2 separate regions of the Homo sapiens genome follow, and region 2 is linked to region 1. Evidence: read pairs that join two places in POLR2A ChIA-PET (ENCODE). Cell type or tissue: PC-3. All regions are shown on one strand. Each heading gives the region's core, and the rest is flanking DNA. Links, peaks and the distances in the headings are about the cores only. Region 1 has its middle 140 kb from the start of AGAP1. Region 2 overlaps AGAP1 (ArfGAP with GTPase domain, ankyrin repeat and PH domain 1).

Evidence for each region. Peaks named below come from ENCODE experiments on the same cell type or tissue, not always from the same donor. Only the 100,000 strongest peaks of a DNase experiment are listed, where the experiment ranks them.
Region 2: POLR2A ChIA-PET joins it to region 1 with 11 read pairs; 2 of 35 experiments call an interaction of 5 or more read pairs at or near these places.

What each region holds. Positions count from the first base shown.
Region 1 is chr2:235,354,514-235,363,556 of GRCh38, forward strand. No RefSeq gene overlaps it. Among named protein-coding and RNA genes, the nearest start is that of AGAP1, 140 kb to the right of the region's middle. In PC-3, for the core only: no CTCF peak of the experiment used is centred there; a DNase peak (open chromatin) is centred at 4,668; H3K27ac peaks cover 474 bases.
Region 2 is chr2:235,578,517-235,587,559 of GRCh38, forward strand. All of the region lies in intron 1 of AGAP1 (ArfGAP with GTPase domain, ankyrin repeat and PH domain 1), which reads left to right. Among named protein-coding and RNA genes, the nearest start is that of TNRC17, 65 kb to the left of the region's middle. RefSeq lists an enhancer at 7,350-7,850. In PC-3, for the core only: no CTCF peak of the experiment used is centred there; no DNase peak of the experiment used is centred there.

The DNA.
Region 1 (9,043 bases), core at 508-8,507:
CTCTCTCTCCTCGCCCAGCCCTGCCTCCCACCCCTGGCTTCACTTGGACTCCTTAGCCCAAGAGATTGAGAGCAGCCTCTCCAAGGGGAGTCACACAGTTCTCATATCCCCCCTAAAAATGGAGGAGTAGAGAACTACATACACCCTCCCTATCTTCTCTGTCCTTTCTCTGCCCACCTCTCCTATCCAAATTCTGCAAAAAAGAGAGCAATAGATTGACCCTACTGACCTTGAAACCTACTCTTCCTCAAGGGGAAAGAAAGGGAGGGTGTCCTCGAAAAGCAGCACAGCCCTTGTGGTCCAAAGAGTGGTTCTAAACACAACTCACTGTGCCCCCAGGACATTTGGAGACTTCTGGAGACATCTTTGGTTATCTCAGCTGGGGGTAGTGGGTGCATCTAGTGGGTAGAGACCAGGGAAGCTGCTAGACATCCTCCAATGGACAGGACAGCCCCCATCAGCACGCTCAAAATGTCTTCGTGTTGAGGTTGAGGAACCTCGGTCCAAAGAGACTGAGCCAGCTAATATGGAGAGATCAAGACAAACCCATACTATCCCTGGGGAAAAAGTCAAACAGATGCTAATTTACAAATACTGTGTTTACTAATTAACTTATTCAAACAGCGCAATACCTACATTCCTCAGGTTTTCCACCACAGTCAGCAGCATTGCTTATGCATATTTGATTTCCTTCCACCTGGGCAACAGGACATTGGAAAAGCAGAGCTTAGAGTGAGGGGGGAAATGAGAGGCTGGCAAAACTTACACAGATTATTTTTCTTTTTTTTTTAATTTTATTATTATAATACTTTAAGTTTTAGGGTACATGTGCACAACGTGCAGGTTTGTTACATATGTATACATGTGCCATGTTGGTGTGCTGCACCCATTAACTCGTCATTTAGCAGTAGGTATATCTCCTAATGCTATCCCTCCCCCCTCCCCCAACCCCACAACAGTCGAGAACACATGGACACAGGAAGGGGAACATCACACTCCGGGGACAGATTTTTTTCTAACCTAGCCGCACAACTGCACTAAGTTTTTATACAGACCTTCTGCCTCATCAGCTTCCATCTCATCTCATTTCATGCTGGATCTAGAATTGACTCTGCTGCAGGAACACACACACTGCCTGACAGTGCTATCTTAAGGGCATTTAAAAGGAAACAGATGGCCAGGCACAGTGGCTCATACCTGTAATCCCAGTACTTTGGGAGGCCAAGATGGGTGGATCACCTGATGTCAGGAGTTCAAGACCAGCCTGGCCAACATGGTGAAACCTCATCTCTACTAAAAATACAAAAATTAGCCGGGTGTGGTCACCTGGCTACAGTAGCACATCTGTAGTCCCAGCTACTCAGGAGGTTAAGACAGGAGATCACTTGAACTCAGGAGGCGGAGGCTGCAATGAGCCGAGATTGTGCTACTGCACTCCAGCCTGGACAACAGAGCAAGACTCCATCTCAAAAAAAAAAAAAAAATGGAAACAGATAATGAAGGCTGGCCAATGAAATGCTTTAAAGGATTAGTACAAAAACAGAGGCTTGTGTTTTACCGAGAATAACAAGTAAAGAAATTGGATATTTGAATCAGATGTCAAGCTTGATTCTTTTATTTTACTGCTTCCATAATAAATGGAAATCTAAATTAAAATAAAGTCAGAGATGATTTTTATATTAAACTATCTTATATGTTCAAAAAGTAGCTCTTTGTGAAAGCCCCTGCCTCCTCACACTATAAATAATGCATAAAATGTTGAGAGAGGCTTTGATTGTAAAAATTATTTCGCCTCTGTTTATCTGCCTTTACGGCAGCCGGATCATTCTGTTTAGACTCTAAGGATTATGCCACACCTCTGGTGGTTTGAGTATTTTTTTTTTTTTTTTTTTAGATTGATGGGTTGTATGAGCTTAGTTTTCTCTTTTGGCTTTGCCGGCCACGTGAACAGAAACAGAAAAGGAAATGATCTCCTTTGGCATGGTTGTTATGAGTGACATGTGTCTGGGAGCCTTCATTTAATGAACTCATTTTCCACGGCCTTGGCTTTGCCAAAGGGTGGGATCTCCCTCATAGAGAAGCTGTACTGAGGTCCCACCAGGGGCCTCCCTTAACATCATTCAGGCGTGGATGACACCAACACAGATGCAGAGGGGAAAAGCATTTGCTGGCAAGAGGCATCCCACTGAGCTCATGCAGTCAGCTACTAGGAGCTCCATACCTCTTCATTCGGGCTGTGTCTCTGAGTCACTGAGTAACTGACACCTTTCCACTTCACCTTGAACCAGGTAGGTGTGATGCAGGCAAGGAAATCAGCAAGGTACCCAGACGGGGAAAAGATTCAAGATGACCCACTCTATGGTCACAGGTGACATGGATGGAGGCTTAGAAGACCCAAATTTTCCTGGTAAGAGTCCTAATTTTCAAACGCACAAGACAAGTTTATGGGTTTTTTTGTTTGTTTGTTTGTTTTGAGACAGAGTATTGCTCTGTCACCCAAGGGCTCACTGCAAACTCCGCCTCCCAAGTTCACGCCATTCTCCTGCCTCAGCCTCCCAAGTAGCTGGGACTACAGGCGCCCGCCACCACGCCCGGCTAATTTTTTGTATTTTTAGTAGAGACGGGGTTTCACCATGTTAGCCAGGATGGTCTCGATCTCCTGACCTCATGATCCGCCCGCCTCAGCCTCCCAAAGTGCTGGGATGACAGGCGTGAGCCACCGCACCCAGCATGTTAATATTTTTTAATGGCAGCTATTGTGTCTATGGCGTGCAGACCCTGTAGAAGGTGCCTCACAGGCCAGGCGCAGTGGCTCACACCTGTCATCCCAGCACTTTGGGAGGCTAAGGCGGGCGGATCACGAGGTCAGGAGTTCAAGACCAGCCTGGCTAAGATGGTGAAACCCCGTCTCTACTAAAAATACAAAAATTAGCGAGGCGCAGTGGCACGTGCCTGTAATCCCAGCTACTGGGGAGGCCGAGGCAGGAGAATTGCTTGAACCCGGGCGGCCGAGGTTGCAGTGAGCTGAGATCATGCCACTGCACTCCAGCCTGAGCGATAGTAAGACTCCATCTCAAAAAAAAAGGTGCCTCATAGATGTTCCTTCTTTCCCCGCCAACCCCAACAACCCTGCAACCCTGCCAGGTTGCCGTTGTCATTAAATTATGATTGTGAGGCTCAGAGAGGTTGTGCAACTTGCACAAAGTCAAAGTAAATAGTAAGTACGTGGTGGAGAAGGAAGGCTGCCCCACTCCAAAGCCCATTCCTTATTGTTTGAGACATTCCAAGAACAAGTACCTGTGCAAGGTGGGGAGGAGAGAAAAGTGTACCCACTGGCCCCTGTCTCCCACTGGTCAAATTCACCTGTGGGGGTGTCACCTTCCCTGCTCATCCCAGAGGCACATGTGTCGGGGCAAGTGACGGCCGTGGCATGTGCACCTCAGCCACAATAACGAAGCGCAAAGAAAGAGGCGTGTGATGCCCGGTAGGGAGGCGCTGCTGGGTTTTGCCTGCCAGTGACACTCGGGGTTGAGAGCTGCCACCACCGCAGGCCTCAGCAGCCTCGCTCCACGGCTGCAGCGCCCCACGCACCCTTGCTAGGCCCTGGGGTGGCACGTGAGCTTTGTCTGCCATGTGGCAGTCCTGGTGTTTCCATGGTTCCATGTGGCACTCAGTGCTGTCATTACTCATCCTCCACACATCAGAGATCAGAGATGAAGCTTCTGCCGGCTTCTAGGACGGTCTCTCCCAGTCACCTGTCAGGAGGTTGGGGAGACTACACCAGGGTGGGCTTGCACCCCGAGGCCCGCTGTGACCTGCTCAGGCTCGGGTTTGAGCTGGATAAGGGCACACTTTTCCATGGCAGCCATAGGCAGCAGCCTTCTCCCCAGGCCTTGACTGTTGGTCAGCTTCCTAGGCTGCCCTAACAAATCGCCCACAGCAGACACCTCTTCCGTCACAGTCCTGAAGGCTGGGAGTCCGTGGTCATGGTGTTGGCAGAGCCATGCTGTCTCCGAAGCCTCCAGGGAAGGTTCCGTCCTGGCCTCCTCCTCGCTTGTGGTGGCGGCGGAGGTCAGCCTAGGCATCTCTTGATTGACTTCAGCTACATCACTCCCATCCCTGCCCGCATCATCACGGGGCAGGGCCTTCTTCCCCGTGTCTCCTCAGTGTCTCTGTGTCCTAATCTCCCCTTCTCCTAAGGGCAGCAGCATTGGATTTAGGGCCCACCCTAATCCAGTATGACCTCATCTTACCTTGATGATATCTGCAAGACTCTATCTCCAAAGAAGCAAAGAAAGAAAAAAGCTCACATTTACAGGGACCAGGAGTGAGGGCTTCTACATCTTTTTGAAGAATACAATTCCAGCCACAATTTTTTTTTTTCTTTGAGATAAAGTCTCACTCTGCCTCCCAGGCAGTATGAGCAATCTCAGCTCACCACAACCTCTGCCTCCCAGGTTCAAGTGATTATCCTGCCTCAGCCTCCAGAGTAGCTGAGACTACAGGCGCCACCACACCCGGCTAATTTGTGTATTTTTAGTAGAGACAGGGTTTCACCATGTTGGCCAGGCTGGTCTCAAACTCCTGACCTCACGTGATTCACCCGCCTTGGCCTCTTGAAGTGCTGGTATTACAGGTGTGAGTCACCGCGCCCAGCCACCACAATTTTTTATCCTAGAAAGCAAGCAACACTCTGGTTGGCTGTTTCATCTCTCTCGCCCCTGAGAAAACCATCACAACCTCACTGTTATCAGCACAGATCCCCAAGGCTCAGCACTCTCTGCTTGCACTGAGGCCTCGGTGCCACCCCTGGGAGCACCTGCACTACTCTGTCTCTGCTGGTAACGTGCCCTTGGCTCCATTCCTACAAGGGAGCCAGTTCTACCAGAGCCTCTCTGAGTCAACCCCAACCATGGAGGACAGCCTCCTCCAAACCCCTCTGAGATGCCAGCAGCCCTCCTCCTGGGCACTTCCTATCTAGCTCTGAAGGGAGTGTCCTCTAGGTCCTTCTAAGCCCTCAGATCCTATGTGGCGCATCCACCCTAATATCCCGCCTCTGCGAGCCTTCTGACCCATTCCTCAACACCAGGCTTGGACACTTCACATCTCCCGTGGGGTCTGGCACCTCAGTGGGAACAGGGGATGCCAGGGGTGGGAGACAGGCAGATAGAGGTGTGGGTATGAGCAGGGAGCTGTGAGGCCACACCTACCCACAGCGTGAAGGATCAGGAGGAGCCACCACTGCAGGTGTTTCTCACCAACTGGATCCCAAAATACTGGGCCCTCTGGCCAGAAAGCAAGGCAAAGTTTTGGACCTGGAGTAGCCCCAAGGCTGAGCTGGGTCCATGTGAAGTAGGGCTTGTCTCCTCCCCACAGCCCTCTGGAAGGGGGGACTCATGTGGATGAAGAGAGGGAGCCACAGCAAGGCTATGCACCGTGCCCAGGGTCATGTGACCAAGAGGTGGCTGGGCCAGGATTCAAACAACTCCAGAGGAAGAGGCTTACTGGTTTAATGTGCTGCTGTGGTGGGGGCTTGCTTCTGCGGGATGGCTGCATGGCCTGTTAGCACCCACTAGCAGGAAAGCAGAGGCAGATGCCAATGCTTTAAGAAAACTTAAGGTTGATCTGGGCACACTGGCTCATGTCTGTCATCCCAGCTCTTTGGGAGGCCAAGGCGGGCGGATCACCTGAGGTCAGGATTTTGAGACCAGCCTGGCCAACATGGTGAAACCCCATTTCTACTAAAAACTACAAAAATTAGCTGGGTGTGTTGGCATGTGCCTGCAATGCCACCTACTCAGGAGGCTGAGGCAGGAGAATCTTTTGAACCCGGGAGTCGGAGGTTGCAGTGAGCTGGGATCGAGTCCCTGCACTCCAGCCTGGGTGACAGAGTGAGACTCTGTCTCAAAAAAAAAAAAAAAAAAGAAAGAAAGAAAAGAAAAACTTAAGGTTGAAAAACACTAACAATTGAAAAAGTATGTTTCATTGATATTTTGCTTCCTGAAAAGTGGCAGGACCCTCGCAGTAGTTTCCTTCTGTTGCAGAACCTGAGCCCTCCTCGGAAGCAAGACTAGCAAACCTCTTGCACGCACAGGCTCTCCCACTTATCACGGACCTGGTTAGTGGAGGTGACCTCCCAACATAGAGACACATTGGGCCTGGGAGGGCCAAGCTGAGGGCCCTTGGACAAGTGGCTTCAACATGCCAAGTTTCCATTTCCTCAAACCTGAAGGGATTAAATACAATTCTGTTTGAAGAGCCTCTCCTGTGATATACCAGGCCATACCATGTGATAGCCAATTTTATGTGTTAACTTGGCTGGGCCACAGGGCACTCTGACAGGTAGTTAGACATTATTCTGGGTCTCTCTATAAGGCTGTTTTCGGATGAGACTGACATTGAAATCAGTGGACTTTGAGTAAAGCAGGTTGCCCTACCTAATGTGGGAGGGGGGCCTCATCCAATTTGTTGAAGGTCCGAACAGAACAAAGAGACTGACTTCCCTCAAGCAAGAAGGAATTCTGCAGCAGACAACCCTCAGCCTTGAGCTGCAGCCTCGGCTTTCTCCTGGGTCTCCAGCCTGACGGCCCTTCCTGCAGAGTCTGGATTTGCCAGCTCCATCATCATGTGAGCCAATTCCTTGAAATAAATCTCTTTCTGTCTATACAAACCCACACATCCTATTAGTTCTGTATCTTTGGAGAACCGTGACTAATACACATGTTTTTAGAGAATAGAAATACAGGGCAGCTCCAAGATTGCAGGCTCAGCTTAGCTGGGAATGTCTGTCGCATTACCGGGCTTACAAAAGACAGACAACCTCACACCTAAAAGCATTTGGCTTACTGTTGGACTGAAGCACCCTCCCTTACTGTTCTTTGAAAACACCATGTTGCCAGCAAGTCTTTTAAAAATGATTCTAGGCTGGGCGCAGTGGCTCACGCTTGTAATCCCAACAGTCTGGGAGGCTGAGGTGGGCAGATCACCTGAGGTCAGGAGTTCAAGACCAGCCTGGCCAACATGGCAAAACCCCATCTCTACTAAAAATACAAAAATTAGCTGGGCATGGTGGTGGATGCCTGTAATCCCAGCTACTCAGGAGGCTGAGGCAGGAGAATCGCTTGAACCTGGGAGATGGAGGTTGCAGTGAGCTGAGATCACACCACTGCACTCCAGCCTGGAGGACAAAGCAAGACTCCATCTCAAATAATAATAATAATAATTCTAAATAGGCAGTAGTCAAGAGAAAAACAAGCTGCCCCTTACTGTCTCATCTTTAGCACCCCGATAGGAAAAGTCTGGTTTCTTCCAAAACTTAAAGATCTTGCTCTTAAAGTCTACACATCTGAAAGAGAGGATCATTTAGAGATGAAAAGAGCATCTCAATCATGTATGACTTCCTTCCACACCAGGATTCTGTCCATCTTCCTATTCCTAAATCATCCTGGACGATGACTTCCACCTTCAGCCGCACACGCCCTCAGTTAACACTTCTTTCCATTTCATTCTCCCATAAATGCAAAAAATAAAAAATAAAGAACAGAAAACAAAATGAGACTTCTTTTAGGCTTTGTAAGAGAGCTTCTTGTCGCGATGTTCCCATTCTTGTGATCATGAACCTGCTTTCTTTATTGGCAGGATCTTGGTGCCCAGTGATGCGGGTGCGATGCAACCTCTGCCACGTGTGCCTCCATGATCAACACACCAACAACGCAGGGGGAGATCTGCCCGCTCAGCTCTGCCACCTCTTTTCAGTTTATAGCAGTCCCCTGGCACAAGCGCAGCTAAAATGTGAACCCAATGAAAACTTACCCACCTCTGCCTTCCACACTCTTGTCTTCCTCTCTACATATAAAAATGCGTGGGGCTGATATGATTAACTGAAAGGAAGGCTCAGACTACCCCCAAATTGCATTGTTTTTATGTAAGTACCAAAGGCATTAATTCTAAAGAGATGGGACCAATTTGCATGGCAGTAGCAAGATACTTGCATCTATGTAAATTTATATAGAGATGGGTGGAATTTACGGAGTGTCTGCCACTTGAGTCAGCAGTGAGAAAATGGGTTGCTTTCCTTCCTCTCCCCATCAATGAAATGCTGAAAATGCCCATTGCCTCAATTCTTCTAACTTTTATTGTATTTGTTGTTTTGGTGTTTGTTTAGTTTGAATTCATTTTATTTAGTTTAATGATGCAAAACAAATGCAAAGGGACATAAAATGAAAAGTTCAAGTTCCTGCCCCTCTGACCTGTTTCCTAGGGAGTAAGCAACTCCCCCTTCATTTTCCTGGCCTGCAGCACAATCCTAGCAATGATACCTGGTATTTCTAAAGTTCCTGCAACTCCTAAGCTTTAGGTCAGCAGTTCTCATGCTCCAGCGTGCATCCAACTCACCTACAGCAACCCACTTAAGTAATTTTAAATCATCTAGCAGCCACAATAAAAAAAAAAAAGTAAAAAGAGGCAAGTGGCAGGAAAAGTTAATTTTATAAGACATATTATAATACACAATAAAATATCTTATTAAAATTAATTTCACCTGGTTTTTGTTCTTTTTTGAGACACGGTCTTGCTTCGTTGCCCAGGCTGGAAGTGCAGTGGTGCAATCATGGCTCACTGCAACCTCTGCCTCCCATGCTCAGGTGATTCTCCCAGCTCAGCTTCCAGAGTAGCTAAAACCACACCCAGCTGTTCCATACCACCACACCCAGCTAATTTTTGTATTCTTTTGTAGAGACAGGGTTTCGCCATGTTGCCCAGGCTGGACTCAAGTGATGCTCCCACCTTGGCCTCCCAAAGTGTTGGAATTATAGGCATAAGCCATTGCATCCAGCCTGGGAAGTTAACATTACAAATGTGGCTCGCATTTGTGGCTCAGGCTACATTGCTACTAGACATTGAGAAGACTCAATCATTCCTTTTACGGCAGCTTTTCCCAAAATATCTTCCTGAGGAGTGTCACAGGTGGTCTCCATACAAGGCCTCTTTAGTTAACTAATTTGACGAGTACCATTGTGTATTTCCTCTCTCTTTGGGAGATACA
Region 2 (9,043 bases), core at 322-8,321, 220 kb after region 1:
TGGCTTATGCCACCCCAGCACTTTGGGAGGCTGAGGCAGGCGGATCACTTGAGGTCAGGAGTTTGAGACCAGCCTGGGCAACATGGTGAAACCTCGTCTCTACTAAAAATACAAAAAAATTAGCTGGATGTGGTGGTGTGCACCTGTAATCCCAGCTACTTGGGAGGCTGAGGCAGGAGAATTGCTTGAACCCAGGAGGCGGAGGTTGCAGTAAGCCGACATTGTGCCACTGCACTCCAGCCTGGGCAATACAGCGAGACTCAGTCTCAAAAAAAAAAAAAAAATTTTTTTTTTACAATAAGCTATTTAAATAAACATTTGTGTATAGCCCAATAGTTTTTCACTGTTGAGGGTCAAAATTTTACCTTTGTCTACCTATCTGCCTGTCCCTCTAGCTGTCAGTCACACAGACGGATATAGATATGTAATTTGAATTACTTCTGTTTCTTTCTCTTTGCTAGTCTAAGTCTTAGAAGAATTAAGGGTTTTCTTATTACTGGCTAAAGTTAAAAGGTACCCAGTTGAATCATCTTGGAAAGAAAACCAGGAAACCAAATTATCACCATGAAGCAGCCTTCCCCAGCTTGTGTCACAGTGGAGCGCTCATTTTTGTGGCTGGTTTACTGTCGTAAAACTTTCGTATAAGGGCGCACTGTGTCAGCCCCTGCCCACTGAGGGCTTCAGAAATGAAAGGCAGTTCTATTTATGCCCAGCTGGCTTCTGCAGAGCCGGGCTCAGTTTACCAGGCGACACTTTTGCTTTAATCCTTCCTGGTGTGACGTAACCTTTCACTGTCCTTCCCATGCCCTGAGGTCTCCAGCCTTTTTGTTAAAACAAAACAAACCTTATTTGGGCATGATCAATACAGCTGTGGGTTGCAATCCCAGGGGGCGACTTGGCTCTTTTGTTGTTGTCGTTAAAAAATATTGAGGCAAAATTTACATAACATAAAGTTAAGCATTTAAAAGTGAACACTTGGCCAGGCGTGGTGGCTCACACCTGTAATCCCAGCACTTTGGGAGGCCTAGGCGGGCAGATCACGAGGTCAGGAGATCGAGACCATCCTGGCTAACACAGTGAAACCCCGTCTCTACTAAAAATACAAAGAAATTAGCCGGGCGTGGTGGTGGGCACCTGTAGTCCCAGCTACTCGGGAGGCTGACACAGGAGAATGGCGTGAACCCAGGAGGAGGAGCTTGCAGTGAGTGGAGATGGCACCACTGCACTCCAGCCTGGGCAACAGAGCGAGACTCCATCTCAAAAAAAAAAAAAAAGTGAACACTTACTTAGCGTATGCACCACATGGTGTAACCACCCACCCGTCTAGTTCCAAAACAATTTCATCACCCCCGCCCAGGGGAAACCCCATGTTCTTCAGCAGTCATTGCCCATTTCCCCCTCTCCCTAGCACCTGACGACCGCCAGTCTTCTGTTTCTGTGGGTTTGCCCATTCTGGACATTTCATATAAACAGAACCATACAACATGTGGCCTTCTGTGACTGGGTTCTTTCCCTTAATATAATGTTTTTGAGATTCATCGAGGGTGGTAGCATGCATTGGTGCCTCATTTCTTTCTACAGCTGAATGATATTTCATTGTATGGAGGGACCACATTTTGTTTATTCATTCATCTGTTGATGGGCGTTTGTGTCCATCTTTTGGCTACAGGGAACCATGCAGCTATGAACGTGCGTGTACAGGGATTTGCTTGAGTTGCCATTTTCACCTCTTTGGAGTATATCCTTAGGAGCTGAGTGGTTGCTTGGAAAGGTAATTGTATTTGACTTTGAGAAGAACCGCCATACTGTTCTCCCCATCATTAGTGGTGAGAATGAAGACGTGCCGGCCGCTTACATTTTGTCGGGTTGATTTCTTCATTTTCTTGCATCTCCTTCACAGTGGCAGTGCTGGCTTTTCCCTCGGTGCTTGTTGGAGGCAGTGGGGGAGGGAGGGTTGGGGAGGGTGCGCTTTCTACTCCACCATTCTAGTGTCTTCTAGAGGTAGAGTCGAGTGTATCTGAGAGTGCTTCTCTCTTAGAATAAATGACATTAACATATGAAAAAACAGCTACTTGTGCCTGACTATGGGCATTTTCATGTACAGGAGTTCTTGAAGCTGAGTTTATTGAGAATGGTTTTGTTACCTGCTGATAGCTATCTTTTTGTGTTTAGTTCTTTTTGACTTCTTTGGCCTCTAATGTTTTGACAGTGGCACTTAGATGACAGTCAGCAATTGCAACAGTGAATGAAATCACACAGCTTGAGTTCAAGGTGGAAAGAGAAAAAAATCTAGAGAGGATGTTATCTGACCTGGCATGAGAGGTGATCATCCTGTCTCTGAGCAGTGGGTTCTTGCTCTCGACCTTAGGGTGTAATGTGGCCCTGCTCCTTGTATGGTGAATAACTTGTGACTGCTGTGTTTACCACATGGCTTGACAGTTTACAAAGCACTTTTGTGTATATTATTGCACACTCTGATCCTTACAGTAATCCCGTGAGGTGTGGAGTGGAGGCTTTTTAAGAAACAGAGACTGCTTTGGGAGGCATAGGTCGGTGGATCACCTGAGGTCAGGAGTTCGAGACTAGCCTGGCCAACATGGTGAAACCCCATCTCAAGCAAAAAAAAAAAAAAAAAAAAAAAAATGCCGGGCATGGTGGTAGGTGCCTGTAATCCCAGCTACTTGGGAGGCTGAGGCAGGAGAATCACTTGAACCTGGGAGGCAGAGGTTACAGTGAGCTGAGATCATGCCATTGCTCTCTAGCCTGGGTGACAAGAGCGAAACTCCGTCTCAAAAAAAAAAAAAGATGGAGGGTGAAAGAGATGGAGACTTGGAGGTTGCACACTGTTCAGTGGAGGTGCAGGACTTCCAGCTTGGTCTTTGTCCCCAGCTTTTTAAGAATTCAATCATGAAGAAGATTGTTTATATTGTTCTTTTTTTTTTTTTTTTAATGGATTGAGTGTGAAACTGGTGGAAATATATTCCAGGAGGCCATTTAAAAAGAAAATAGGCTGGGTACAGTGGCTCATGCCTGTAATCCCACACTTTGGGAGGCCAAAGCAGGCAGATTGCCTGAACTCAGGAGTTCAAGACCAGCCTGGGCAACGTGGTGAAATTCCGTCTCTGCTAAAATACAAAAAATTAGCCGGGTGTAGTGGTGCATGCCTGTAATCCCAGCTACTCAAGAGGCTGAGGCAGAGAATTGCTTGAACCCGGAAAGTGGAGGTTGCAGTGAGCCGAGATCGTGCTACTGCACTCCAGCCTGGGCAACAGAGCGAGATTCCATCTTCAAAAAAAAAGAAAGAAAGAAAATAACAAGGTTACCATGGAGATCCTGCAGTCACGGGGACATTCTCAAACATCACAATGATTGGTGTCAAAAATTGAAACCTGGAAGAAGAAAACTGGACTATGATTGTTGAATTAGCACCCGGGGAGGTTTTATTATTCTGTGTTCACCCCAGGAAATTCTTAAGGCCTGAGTGTTGATGTCCTTCAGCAACCCAACATATTAACGCAGTCTTTAGGAGACATGAAATGTTCCTTCCATCCAGGGAAGACGTGATTGCAGCAGGCAGGAGTTGATAGTGATGCTATGGGGCTGTCTGCTCTATACGAGGAGCAGAGACCCCTGGATCCTAGTGGTGGCCCCTGGTCACCAGATGTGAGCCCTGGAGCGCATGATTGTGGTTTTGACCCATTCTTGCCCCAGCTTGAGCCTGACCTTTGGCAGGTCCAGGAGTGTGCTGAGTCTTTCTACCCCGCTGCGTGGTGCTGCCTGCCGAGGTGGTGTGGCTCTTTGTGCTGGCATTTAGGGTGTCACTAAAGCCCAAGACCAGGATTGCTTGTCCTTTGCAGTGTGCTGGACAGGAGCCACACAGTGTAGAAGCGACTTGCCCTAAATGCCTCATTGAGAAGCATGGGTGTCCCCTTAGACATCATGGGAGCTCATTGCATTGATGAAGCCCTCTTGAGTCAGATCGTGGGGTTGGTTGGTCATGCGTGTAATTATGTGTTGAGGTTTGGTGCCTTGAGATTAAAGGGATGCCACATTTTGAGCTTCTCAGATATAAAAGAAGGATTCTTTGGGGGAGGACCTATAAATATTTCTTAAAAGTGTTTTACAACAAAAGCACGGAGTGTACTTCAGAAGGAAGGATTTAGCTGCTGGAGTGATGGCCGAAGGAGCCTGGGAGAAGTCAGAGAGAGGGGGCTCGTGGTCCTTCTTGGGCTCTCATTGCTGTTAGCAGGAGTTGGCACTTGAGTCCCACGTCCTAGCCTCCCGGCATCACAGCCTTATGCTGCATTTCCTAAAGTGCTTTCTAGCACTGACCGACTCCAGGAGGCAGCACTGGCAAGGATTTTGGTGAGCCTTTGATGGAGTGTGTTCCGGAATCGGGAGGAAGCTTGTAAGGCTGCTTTCCACTCATTTTATGTTGTTGGGATTTGGCTCGGAACCTGCCAAGGACCCCTGTGTGTTAAAGTTGAAATAGTTCCCTAGTAAACTGGCCACTTTCAGACCAGCTGCATTTTCTAGAATAAACTTCATTTGTCCTTGACTCATAAAGGGAAAAGCCAGAAGCCAGGGGCTCTGGGGCACCTCCAAGTGGGCCAGGGTCAGGTGTGGGTCCTCTGCCTGGGTTTTAATGTAAACTCAGGGTTTTAATGTAAGAACCTGTTTTGTTTGCTTTTGTTTTTAGACCAAGTCTCACTCTGTTACCCAGGCCAGAGTGCAGCAGCCATAAACATGTCTTACTGCGGCCTTGAACCTTGGTCTTAAATGATCCTCTTACTCAGCCTCTCATGTAACTCTGGGGTAACTCCAAGTGGGCCAGGGTCAGGTGCGGGTCCCCTGCCTGCGTTGGTCTCACTGCCATATAACCCCAGCCATGGTGATCTTACCAGAGAAACTCATTTGAACCTATGCGGCTGCTTCAGGCCGGTGGTTGTTGGCCTGATAGGAAGAGAGCATACTCAGCCTCATACTCAGCCTCTCGTGTAACTGGGACCACAAGCATGCACCACCATACCTGGCTAATTTTTTTTTTTTTTTTTTTTTGGTAAAGATAGGGTCTCAGAGGTTTGGTGTGGTGGCTCATGCCTGTAATCCCAGCACTTTGGGAGGCTGAGGCAGGTGGATCAGTTGAGGCCAGGAGTTCGAGACCAGTCTGGCTAACATGGTGAAACCCCATCTCTACTAAAAATACAAAAACTAGCTGGGTGTGGTGGTGTGCGCCTGTAGTCCCAGCTACTCGGGAGGCTGAGGCAGAATTGCCTGAACTCAGGAGGCAGAGGTTGCAGTGAGCCAAGATTGTACCACTGCACTCCAGCCTGGGTGATAAAATGAGATCATGTCTTAAAAAAAAAAAAAAAAAGATGGGGTCTCACTTTGCTGCCCAGGCTGGTCTTTGAACTCCTGGACTTAAATGATCCTCCTGCCTCGGCCCCCCAGAGTGCTGGGATTATGGGCATGAGCCACCACACCTGGCCAGGGCCTGTTTTTAATTGTTGAATTGCCCACATTGCATTATCAGGATTGAAAACATAGTAGTGGCACAGCCTCCTGGAGAGTGCAGATGTAGCTCATGGTACGCTTGGGGTTTCTGCAGAGCATGACATCAGGCTGTCTTCCAGCCTTGCCTCACTAAGAACTTGAAGCATGACCCTCAATAAACCACTTTTTTTTTTTTTTTTGCATGGAAATCTGTGAAGAAAGAAGGCCTTGGGAAAGCCTGTGTCCTGGCCTGTCATTGAACGTAATAATTACATTAACAAGTGAATGATTTAAGTTCTGCACTCTTTGTTCTTATAGGAACAAGGTTAAGGGACGACTGTGTTGTGGGTTGAAATGTGTCCCCCAAAATAGTATGTTCAAGTCCTAACCTTGGTAGCTGTGTGTGTGGCCATACTTGGAGATGGTCTTTGGCTGATGTAATTAGTTAAGATGAGGTCATACTAGATTGGAGTGGGTCCTGATCCAGTGATCGGTGTTCATCTGAGAAGAGGGAGGTTGTGACAGCAACACGCAGGAAGGGCCATGTCACGATGGAGGCAAAGGTCGGAGCAAGCTGTGCTAGGAAGAGGCAAGGAGGGATCCCCTCCCCCAGCCTTCATAAGGAGCACGGCCCTGCAGACACCTTGATTTTTGAACTTCTGGCTTCCAGAACTGCGAGGGAATACATTTCTGCTGTTTGAGCCACCTGGTTTGTGGTACTTGATTACAGCAGTGCTAACCTCCCCACAGTTACCCACAACCTCTGAGTACCTGTTTGCCGCTCACTCCTCCCTCTCCCATTGCCACGTGGTCTCTGCTTTTATTCGTTTTCTCAGCGGAAACTTGGAGGCCATTGGCTATTGTGTATCGTGTATCGTGGCTAAGTCATTACCTTTTTTTTTTTTTTTTTTTTTTTAAAGAAAACCCAAAACCAAAAAACTCCTTTTAGGCGTCACCCCCCTACCCACTTAGGTACAGTGCTGCTGCTGCTGCCCCCGGCTTCTTGAAACCTTCTTTCTGACTCTCTGAGAGAGACTCTTGTGGATATCTTGTAGCTCTGGCCTTTTTCTTTAGCTCTGGTCTTTCCCTCTCTTGGCTGTGGATTCATTTCTTATCGCTGTTGTAACAAATTACCACACACTAAGTGGCTTAAAACAGCATAGATTTATTACAGTTCGGAAGCTCAGAAGCTCCAAATGGGTCTTACGGGCCTAAAATCAAAGGCTGTGCTCCTTTTGGAGGCTGTGGGGTAGACTCGATTTCCTTGCTTTTTCCAGCCTCAATGGCTGCTGCATTCCTGGCCTTAGCTCTGTATCCCTCTGGCCTCTGCCGTGGTAGCTGCGTGGCCTGCTCTGACCCTGACCTCCTGGAAGGACCCTGTGATTACATTGGACCCACCTGTGTAATCCAGAATCCTTGCAAAACCCCCATCTCAAAATCTTTCACCTCTTCACATGCACACAGTGGCTTTGCCCCGTGGAGCCACATGCTCTCAGGTTCCAGGAATGAGTCTGTGGGCATCTCTGGGGGCCACTGTTCAGCCTGAATGTGTTCTGAGGCTTAGTATTTTGTCTCTTTGAGTTCTACATTCATTTTGATCCTTACATCATCATCTGCAGGGGATAGGTGATTCTCAATCTAGGTTTGGGAAGAGGAACTTAAGGCTCCACAGAAATTTGAGTCCATTTTTACTTAAATGTACTTTTTACCTTTAGAAAAACTTGTAGGTAAAAACCAACAGGTGCATTCAAACCAATCACACGCCAACTTTTACCACCCACCACCGTCTTACCTTCTGCTGCTGTGTTGGCTCATTATTTTGCGCGGACCCGAAATGAAGGCTGTCTCGTCCTTTCTGTTTAATTGGAGCGCCTGGAGAGCACAGGTGAGTTGTTAAAAACCCGGTGAATCCTGCATGGATTTGCAAACCAAACTACATGGAGAAATCAGTTAAATTCTCAGGTTTCAGGGTTGCAGCTGCCACTGAGAAGTGTATTTAGGCAGGTTCTGGCAACAGACTTGGTGTTGGGCTTGAGTGGGAAGGGGATTTAGGAGCTTCATGAGCGAGTCAAATGCAAGTTGGGGAAGTGGCTGAAAAAAATGCCTCCTGGAAAAAGCAGTAAATGTAAGGATTTAGGTCGGCCATTGTCTCCGTGTAAGTCAACACTACCTTGTGTGTGTGCGCATACACACAAAGAGGGTGAGCCCTCAGCCCGCCATACGGGCATGTTATCCAGAAGAGAGGAGAGAGAAGCCCGCTGCACTCTCCACTGACCAGACCACCCACTTTGCCCTCTGCACGCTCACTCCACGAAGGATGCAGGTGGGCACACTGCTACAACCCCCTGGGTGTGTGTGGAGTTGGGAAAGAGACGGATGTTGAGCCTGAAGAGGCTGTGACCTCCCCAAATACTCGGACTCCCCTGTGGAAGGCAAGGTGGAGGCAGCTGTTATGTGGTGTGTTGGATTCACAGCAGTCAAGGCTGCCACGAGCAAGTATTTTGAGTGCTCCTTATGTCCATGCAGAGGCTGACTCCAGAGGATGCTGTGCACAGGCCTGTGTGACCTGAAGGCCCTTGCAGGCTGAGGTCTCTTGGTGATAATCCACACACTGTCCTGGGCCTTGGTTTTGCAGCATTTCCAACTTGGGTTGTCAGAGTGAGACTGTGCAGGACTGCCCCGTACAGTACGGCTTCTATGTGTGAACAACACAGACCACTAAGAGATGTGACAAAGCTGTTCCATCAGAGGAAACATAGTCTGGGGGACAAATCCTCCCATTCCTGATAGGACAGGAGGGAGCGGTTGGCTGGGGAAGACCTGAGTGAGGGAGCTTTCTTGAGGACGGGTTTTGTCGGAGTGTAGTTCATATACCATGCACAGCCTGTCAGCATACAGCTTGAATGAACTCACGTGTGTAACCAGATCAAGAGGCAGAATATTACTAGGGTGGCAGTTTTGAGTCCCATGAAAACAAACACATTTACTCTGTCTAGCTCCATCTCTAGTTAATTCTAGTGCAGTTTAAATGCTCACAAAATCCTTATTTGAATGGATGAGTCAGTGGTTTGAATTGAATAGTTTTTGAGCCATTTGTATGGAGAAGGTATTACCCAAACAGAAACATGGTGGTGATAATAGACTCACGTTGATTTCACTTGTTAACTGAGCAAACACCTCTTGTCTCCTCATTCTGTGCAGAGCATTCTGGGTGGAAAAGTCGGACCAAGTTTCTGAGGGGAGGACGGAGGAGTCCTGTCTTTTAAGCAGATGGAGCTGCAAACAGCCAGAGAGTGACAGAGATTGAGAGGCAGCAGCTGTCTTTTCAGTTGCGCATCCTCCTTGTAGTAACCATAGGTGGGAGGCTGGGATTCCGAGCTCAGGGCAGCGGGATGCTCACCATGTGCTGGGTGCTGTTTGAAGGACCGGAAATGCATCATTTTGTTTAAGTCTCCCAACAGGCCGGGTGCGGTGGCTCATGCCTGTAATTCCAGAACTTTGGGAGGCTGAGGTGGGCGGATCACTTGAGGTCAGGAGTTTGCAACTAGCC